Linked DNA regions of Homo sapiens: region 1 is linked to region 2. A link is an interaction called in ENCODE POLR2A ChIA-PET data of the cell type or tissue named here. Cell type or tissue: OCI-LY7. All regions are shown on one strand. Links, peaks and the distances in the headings refer to the core of each region. The heading gives the core; the rest is flanking DNA.

What was found. ChIA-PET counts read pairs that join two places held together with the same protein. Peaks named below come from ENCODE experiments on the same cell type or tissue, not always from the same donor. Only the 100,000 strongest peaks of a DNase experiment are listed, where the experiment ranks them.
Region 1: POLR2A ChIA-PET joins it to region 2 with 8 read pairs; 1 of 35 experiments calls an interaction of 5 or more read pairs at or near these places.

The regions. Positions count from the first base shown.
Region 1 is chr1:148,149,718-148,154,102 of GRCh38, forward strand. It overlaps NBPF11 (NBPF member 11), which reads right to left and starts at 2,564. Exons shown (of 24, transcript NM_001385469.3): 1 at 2,033-2,564. It also overlaps the pseudogene ABHD17AP1. RefSeq lists enhancers at 2,155-2,354, 2,375-2,484. In OCI-LY7, for the core only: no CTCF peak of the experiment used is centred there; DNase peaks (open chromatin) are centred at 1,400, 1,973 and 2,575; H3K4me3 peaks cover 1,424 bases; H3K27ac peaks cover 1,631 bases.
Region 2 is chr1:147,760,481-147,764,865 of GRCh38, forward strand. All of the region lies in intron 1 of LOC102723321 (a long non-coding RNA gene), which reads left to right. It overlaps GJA5 (gap junction protein alpha 5), which reads right to left and starts at 122. Exons shown (of 2, transcript NM_181703.4): 1 at 19-122. In OCI-LY7, for the core only: no CTCF peak of the experiment used is centred there; a DNase peak (open chromatin) is centred at 2,181; H3K4me3 peaks cover 1,102 bases; H3K27ac peaks cover 1,626 bases.

The DNA.
Region 1 (4,385 bases), core at 307-4,306, 390 kb after region 2:
GAGCTACGCACTCCTTTCCTTTTGGAAGCAAGAAGAAAATACGTGAAAACGGAAATTAAAGATTTAAAATTAAAAAAAAAAAAAAGATTTAACAGGCACTTCATAAAAGAGGACATATAAATGGCAATAAAAGATACTCAATCTCAATACCAGGAAAATGGAAGTTGAAACCGCATTGATATATTACTGCACCTCTACGAGAATAACAAAATAATTTTTAACTGACAAGCATCAGCAAGGATGTGGGGTAACTGGAATATTCCCTGCTAACTGATAAAACACTTTGGGAAAATGTTCAGCCATATGTAATACTAAAGTTTTATCATTCATATAGCTCTAAAACCAACAATGCCACTTCTACATATATACCCCAATATAGTAATGTTCTATTTCTTAATCTGTGGTGGTTCATTTAGTAAAAACACATGACCTGTACTTTTTTTTTTTTTTTTGAGGCAGGGTTGCACTCTGCCATCCAGGCCAGAGTGCACTGGCACGATCACTGCTCACTGCAATCTCAACCTCCCAGGCTCTGTTGACCACACACAGCTAATTTTTGTATTTTTAGTAGAGATGGCATTTTGCCACGTTGCCCAGGCTGGTCTGGAACTCCTGGGCTCAAGTGATCCGCCCACCTTGGCCTCCCGAAATGCTGGAATTACAGGTGTGATCTACCACGCCCAGATCACCTGCACGTTTAAAATTGTGAACTTCTTCTGTATACTTCAGTAACTTTTCGAAGATTTCTTTGACACAAAGTTCTCAGAAATCTTAAAGCTAGCATTTTAGAATAGAAAAAAAAAAGAGCTTTTGGTTCACTGGTGAAATTTTACTAATTAAATTTAAAAACAAAAAGAAAGCTATTAATGCATAACAGCTCAGAACAAAGATTAAAAACCACCAGCACATCAGTTTTCCTTAACTTCGTGAAGCACTGGTATTCATTCTTTCGGCAAAGAAAGGATGAACAACACTGTAACTCAAAGAAAAGATACCACTGCAAGAAAAGGCTTTTTTTTTTTTTTTTAGAGGGAGTCTCGCTCTGTCACCCAGGCTGGAGTGCAGTGACAAGATATCTCCGCTCACTGCAACCTCCGCCTCCCAGGTTCAAGCGAGTCTCCTGCCTCAGCCTCCCGAGTAGCTGGGACTACAGGCACCTGCCACCATGCCCGGCTAATTTTTTGTATTTTCAGTAGAGACGGGGTTTCACTGTGTTAGCCAGGATGGTCTCAATCTCCTGACCTCATGATCCGCCCGCGTCGGCCTCTTAAAGTGCTTCTTTTCGAAAGCAGCTCCACCAGCAAAAGGTAGGAGGAAAGCGAGGAAACCATTCCTCGCTTGGTTAACTCTTGGGTGAAAGGACGCCAAATGAGATGATCTAAGAAGCCTCAAAGAAAGACAGACAGGCACAGAAAAATCACAGCAACTCTTTGGACTGCAAACACCAACACCACAGTCCAACCTACCAGAAATCCTGTGGTTAATTGGAGGCTTGCCCCGCTAGTCATGAGATGATTCAGTGATCGCTACAAACGCTCCTCACATGCATCCTGGACCTGGCACACCTGGCTTGCCCATCACCAGCCTGGAGACACCGCCAGGAGCAGAATCCCGGAGGCCAATAAAGACCCCAACTTTGCAAGTCAGGGGCGCGAGCGCTCTTGCCCCTCAAGTTCCCAGAAAGAACGGCCTCGAGGGTGGGGTGCGAAGTCAGTGTGCTCCACAGGACTTCCGAAGACGTGCCCCCGAAGCTGCTCCGTCCCTCCACCCCCTGGGATGCCACAGAACACCTGCCAGGGAGTTTCTTCCCCAGCGCCCACGAGAGGAGGGCTGCGGGCTGCAGCGGCAGGCGAGGAATCAAGCGCAGGGAACTTAGGCCCCGGCGGAGCCCTGCGGAGCCCGGCAGTGCCCGGCGCAACCGCCCCGCTCGCCTAACAAAACTTGCGGCGGCCCAGCCCGCCGCGCCTCAGCCCAGCTGTGAGCCCGCAGGTCCCAGACTCACCTCCCGCCCGGCCTGGCGCGGCGCCCTCACCTCCGGAACGCTGGGTGGACTTCGCAGTAAACTTGAACTTCCCATCCAGGCTGCAGCCGTGCCGCCGTACCTCGGCCCCGCTCCTGGCGCCGCAGGTCGCCCGTCCCGCGTTCCCAAAATCACCAGGCTCACTCAGAAGCTCAGGCAGCCTCGCGACCCTCACCTACCCCTCCCAGCACCGCCGCTATCTCCACCGCCGCCCAGCAACTTGCTTGCGGCCCGCTGGCTCCTCAGGGTCCGGATGGGCCGTGTCAGGAGAGCCCAAGGCACAGGCGCAGCTGGGCCTTAAAGGGACCCGGCTGCCTCTACCGCACAGCGGGTTCGGGCCGCGGGCCGAGAAAAGGAGTAATGGAGGACAGAGCGCAGCGGGGACGGGAAAATCCCTCTCTCCCCTCCGCCTCTCTTTCAAAGCACCAGCCCTTGACCCTGCAATTCGCTGATTTCCCCGGCCACTTGAACCGCCCCTGCCAGGTTAAAGAGGCGGGAGACACACCCCCTCGGAAGCCCGGAGCTACCCCGCGTTTAGGACTGCAGGCTTCGCGCTGCCGCACCGCCCCATAGTCTGACTTCCGGGCTCGGCCCGCGGCGCAGACGCACAGGAGTCGGAAGGCAGCCCCCAGCTCCCGCGAGAGGTGGCCTTAGGTCACTCGCAAAAACAATAACCAACGTGTCAATGGCACTTGTATTTATTTTCTAATTTAAATTTATAACAGATTTCGCAGATGGGCTTCCACTGAAATAAGCCTTTGAGAAAAAGAAAAACTTTTTTTTTAACAAGATTAGGAAATACCAAGAAATATGAAGTAAAGCCATGCCATCTACCCAGCTAAAAACTTTGAAAACTTGAAATTTTATCTAAGGCAAATGTTTGCATAATTTTAAGTCGTGCCATTATTTAAAGTCAATTTCAATTAACAATTGCATTGCAACTAAATACATCTTCTATAAGAAAACTAAGATACATCCCTGATAATCTACCTTTCCCCTCCTATATTCCGTCCATCAGCAAATCCTACTGGTTTTTACCTTCCAAATTTTCCTTGAATCTGTCCTCTTCTACCTCCTCCATCACCACCCTAGTCTAGGCTACCTTCACCTGGGGAGTGGGGGTGGAGGGACTACTGACCTAGTCTCCTTGTGGTTTACCCATATCCCCTTTATCGCCTCTCTAATCTCAACACAACAGGCAGAGTGGCTTTTTCAAAATGTAATGTGACCCTGTCACTTCCCAGCCCAAACCACTTAAACACCTTCCCGTTCTCTTAGACAAAACCTCCTAACTAACCAAGCCCTGAATGGCCAGGCGCTTTGCCCACCTCTCCATGTCTTCTTACAGGTCAGACCAATTCCATCCTGCTCTCTCTGCTTCAGCCAAACTGGCCTCTTTTATTCCCTATTTACTCAGCTTCCTGGACTCCACAGAGCTTTTGCTCATGCTTTGCTCTGTGCCTGAAGATTCTTCCAACCCTCATCCTTCTGACGACAGCTGTAGTCTCCACCTCTGAGAGGCAACTTCTGACCTCCCTACGGTGGTCCCTTACTCCCATCACATTGCATAAAACTGTAATCAAGTGGTTATGTTGGGGAATCTACCATCAGCTCCGTAAGTCCAGGATTTGGTTTTGTTTGGCTCATGGTTGTATTTCCACATTTGTGAAATACATATTTGTTCCTAAATGAGAACGATAGATGCTAGAAGTTGAAGTAAATTTGGCATAAAGTCAGAGAAAGGTAAAATGTCACAATCTGATATTTGGAGGCAGAATCTAAAAACTTCAGTTATATTAAAACTGATTTTATATCGTTTTAGGCTGGATTGTTGCAGGGACTCTTTGGGTAATCTTTAAAACTGAGTTCTCAGAGAGCCTTGTATAAACACCTGAATTAATAATGATAGCCCTGGGATGGTCCACATAAAACGAATAACATTGGTTGCTTCAAGAGAGGAAGAGCGAGCCAGGCACAGTGGCTCATGCCTGTAATCCAAGCACTTTGGGAGGCCAAGGCTGACAGATCATTTGAGCTCAGGAGTTTGAGACTAGCCTGGGCAACTTGGTGAGACCCTGTCTCTACACAAAATACAAGCAAAATTAGCTGGTAGTCCCAAACACCTGTAGTCCCAGCTGTGTGGGAGGCTGAGGTGGGAGGATTGCTTGAGCCCAGAAGGTTGAGAGGCTGCAGTGAGCCATGATCATGCCACTGCACTTCAGCCTGGATGACAGAGCAAGATCCTGTCAAAAAAAAAAAAAAAAGAGAGAGAGAGAAAGAAAGACTCTTGACTGGTGGCTACTGGTGGGAAAGAGGTTTTTACTACATCCCCAATTGGACCTTTTTATTTTAAAGTATGTGAAGA
Region 2 (4,385 bases), core at 263-4,262:
GGCCCCCGGGACACTTACTCGTCTCCCAGTGCTTGCTGCCTTGTGTTGTAATCCTCTGCCTGTCTGTGTTCTCCCAGGAGGGACTGTTTGAAAATGGAGACTGTCTTTTCTTCTGTATCACCAGAGCCTGGCCCAGAGTAGGTGTTTAATATATCTTAGTTGAGTGAATGAAGGAGGGGCTGACAGGCACTGTTGTTTCCTACCCAATAGAAAACCAATTCCCTGTTTCTTGCCTGCCTCCCATTGGCAGGGTGAAAAAGCCAGGTATCACTTTCTTAATCTCCTCTGCAGTTAGTTCTGGTAGGTGAGGTATGGGGAGAATCTAAAGTAGAGGGAATGCTCCAGAAAAGGTTTTTCTACCCCCCAGTAAATGGAGAGAGCCTCACTCACAGTGCTCCCATCCCCCTGTGAACAAGAGGGAACCTCACTCACAGTGCTCCCATCCCCTGGTGAACAGGAGGGAGACTACTCACAGTGCTCCCATCCCCCGGTGAATAGGAGTGAGCCTCACTTAGCCCCACCGCTTCCTGCCTGTGGACAGAGTTGTATGAACCAAGATGTCTAAAGCTGTCCAGAGAATCTCAGAAATGTCAACCAGTGCCCTGAGGCCTCTGAAGCAACTCTTGAGGCTCCCTACCTCCAGAATTCTTACTTAGTGAATAACGAATGTTCTTACAGTTTAAGCCTCTAACCATTCCTAACCAACAGGATGACAAACGTCTCGGAGGGAATGGAGCATAAATATTCCTTTCTTAGAATCATAAACCTCAGATTTGGGTGGGTCCTTAGAGGTTTGTCAAATTCAAACTTTGACCGTCATATCTTTGCTGCCAACGTGCTCCTGGTTTCTGTCTGAACATTCTTCATGCTTATGGGGAAAGATGGGGTCAGGGTGGTGCATTTCATAGTCCAGGCTTCCTCAGCTCTTGAGTTGATTGTTGCCTTGACAGGGACCAACCTCCTGGCCCTGTATTCTCTCAGACCCCAGGTCCCCAAACTTGAGAGTATACAGTGTCCCTGGGAATGAGGGAGTTCCTGAGTGAGCGGAAAGCATCTTATCTCTGCTCCTCTCTATATCAAAGACCCATGCAGGTCTTGAGGCCTTTCCTGTCATTTGTGATCAGACATCTGCCCCATTTCCTTAGGTGGCGAAGCGCCCCCTCTTTCAGCCTCCAAATGTGGAAAATTGTGGAGCATGTGCTCAAAAGGAAAATGGCTGATTAGATAAGAGTTTGAATTGTCTGTCCTCTCTTCTGGGCACATGTACAGTGTTCAGCACCTTCAGGGTCAGCCACACACGTGCAGTGACTGAACTATGGTAAATGTCTGAGAAAAAGAGGGAGGGAGAGAAGGGGAGGAATAAAAAGAAGAGAAGAAAAGGGAAGGACAAGGGAGAGTTGGAAATGGAGAAAAAGACCATGTAGGGTTAAGAAAAGACAGATGCAGGAGTTAGCTTACTGAGGTTTGACAAATTTCTATTACCATCTGCTGGGCTTAGATAAATGATTCAATCTGTGTTCCACTTTCCTCACCTGCAAAATGGACATACTATTAACTCATAGAGTGCTATGAGATGATGCGTGCAAAGCACTTAACACAGTGTTCAGCAAATAAGAACTGAATAAAAGGTAGCCATTACTAGCAACAAGAGCAGTGGGGAAGGATGAGAGTAGAAGAAGGAGGGAAAAAGAGAAAGCAGAAAGTAGAGAAAGGTGCATTACAAAGGAGAAAAGAAATGGGAGCAAGAGTAGAAGGGGAGGAAATGAGAGGAAAATGGAAATAGAAAAAAAAAGAAACAAATGTCATATTCTTCCAGGATTTGGGGCAAGTTTTCCACACTCAGTCCCTGAAGACTTCTCCCTTGATCTTCTCACTCTGTCACTCATTCCTTGCAAGTCCCCAAGGAAGTATAAAAATAGTTCCAGGCAAAGAATGTGACCCTTTGGTCTAGTCTGCCAAGAGGCTTGACTGCTGACTCCTTCACTGCTGTCCAAGGAATTCCACCTGGAAGAGGTAAAGCACAGATACAAGAAAGGAACACCTTGGAAAACCAGAAAGGCAGTATTAGGAAGGATATCTTATTGGGAGGGAAAAAGAGAAACTATCTGAGGAGGTATAGGGGTGAGGCAGACCTCCTGGGCCCAGGCAGAGGAAATAGGGTGAAGGGTTTTTCATGTATGACTTCCTGCTGACGCTCAGGCAAGGTCAGAGAAACTTAAAATAGCTACCATGTACCAGATGCTCAGTTTATAATGTGAAAGGTCTCTGGCTGTAGTTACTTTTCCAGCTACGTTGGCTCCCTTTGGATACCCCATCTCAGCCAAAGAAATTTGTAGATTAGATACTCAGTGAGTTTACTGGGCGTATAGCATATAAAATACTTTGTAGATTATTATCTGCTTCTTGGCAGGAAGTGTATTAGGAGGGGCAAAGGAAGCTGCCCATGCCATGAATAAATGCTATCAAACACAATGGCAATTTACCTCACTGCTTTAGCAGTTATCCTCACTGGCTTCCTACCACTTAGAAAGTCCAAACTGCTTAACTTGCCATGTGAAACCCTGTACAGTCTTATGCTATCATTTTTCCACTTTTCCACTCACACACTCAATACTTAAGCTACACAATTTCACATGTACTTATGTGCATCTCACCATTTCTCACCCATTTATCTTGGCTTCTTATGTTCCCTCTGCCTAGAATGTCCTTTTTAAAATTCATTTAATACGTTTATTGAGTGGCTACAGGGTGCCAGCCATCATTCTGGACAATGAGGATACAGCAGGAAGGAGGGGAAACAAACAAGGGATTCCCTGACTTCACTGAGTGTAACTGCCTTTATACCCCTTTATTAACAGCAGACATTAAATACATGATTTCAGTAAAACACAATGTGTGTTAACATAAAGGAAGTATAAGGTGTCATGGGAATGTGGGGCAGGAGCCTGAATCTGGTTTTTGGGTTTTGGGGAGAGTCCTAGGGAATTGCGTTCTAAAGCCCTCTGCCACTGATACAAGTTCTGAAATCAGCAAGGCAAAAAGAGATGGTCCCTAGAACCTGGAAGAGAACCATCCCAACTCTAAAGGTTCTTCACTCCCAAACCTTCAACATCCTCTTTCAACTTGTCCTATCCTGAGATAAAGCAAATTTTGGAGGGGCCACTAGGAAACTTGTTTGGCAATAGCAACATGGTGCTTAGATAAGAGGAAGAGGGCCAGAGGAAGGATTTTGTGTATAGTGAGCATGAATCATTTTATGATTTTATTTCATGTACTGTATGGCCAATGACCAGAAATAAAGCTCAGGCACCTACATTCTGAATCCAGTGCTTCTTTTTTTCTTTTTTGAGATGAAGTCTCGCTTTGTCACCCAGGCTGGAGTGCAGTGGCACCATCTCAGCTCACTGCAACCTCTGCCTCCCAGTTTCAAGCAATTCTCCCTGCCTTAGCCTCTGGAGTAGCTGGGATTACAGGTGTGTGCCACCACACCTGGTTAGTTTTTGTATTTTTAGTAGAGAAGGGGTTTCACCATGTTGGCCAGGCTGGTCTCAAATTCCTGACCTCAGTTGATCCTCCCGCCTTGGCCTCCCAAAGTGCTGGGATTACAGGCATGACCCACCATGCCCGGCCCAGTGCTCCTTCTCGTGGTCCCCCTACACGGCCAGTGTTTTTCAAAGAAAATCATTTCAGAGCAACCCAGATTAATCATAAACTCATAGCCAGAACCTCTTCCTCTGACTCCGCAAATCTACAGCAAAATGGATAAGTCTTCTAAAATTGACCTCAGCCCTCTTTGGTGTCCCCTGAACTCCAGAAGACTGAGCATCTGGTACATGGTAGCAATTTTAATTACCATCCAGCATGGAGGATACATCCTCACACTTGGTTATATATTTCCTTAGACTTGTTTTCCAAACATTTGTCTATCAGCCAACCTGCAGATACTTTGCTGAGTCCCCTTTATGTGCCTACCACTGTTCTGAGTAATGAGAACAGTACCAAAGAGGTGCAAGGCCTGACACACACTGGGCACTCAATGGTGTCTATTAAATTAATAAAATCGGCCGGGTGTGGTAGCTCATGCCTGTAATTCCAGCACTTTGGAAGGCCGAGGCGGGCAGATCATCTGAGGTCAGGAGTTTAAGACCAGCCTGGCCAACATGGTGAAACCCCATCTCTAATAAAATTCAAAAATTAGCCCAGTGTGGTGGTGGGCACCTGTAATCCCAGCTACTCAGGAGGCTGAGGCAGGAGAGTTGCTTGAATCCGGGCGGTGGAGGTTGCAATGAGCTGAGATCACGTCAGTGCACTCCAGCCTAGGCAACAGAGTGAGACTCCGTCTCAAAAAAAAAAAAAAAAAAAATTAATAAAGTCAGGCATGATTC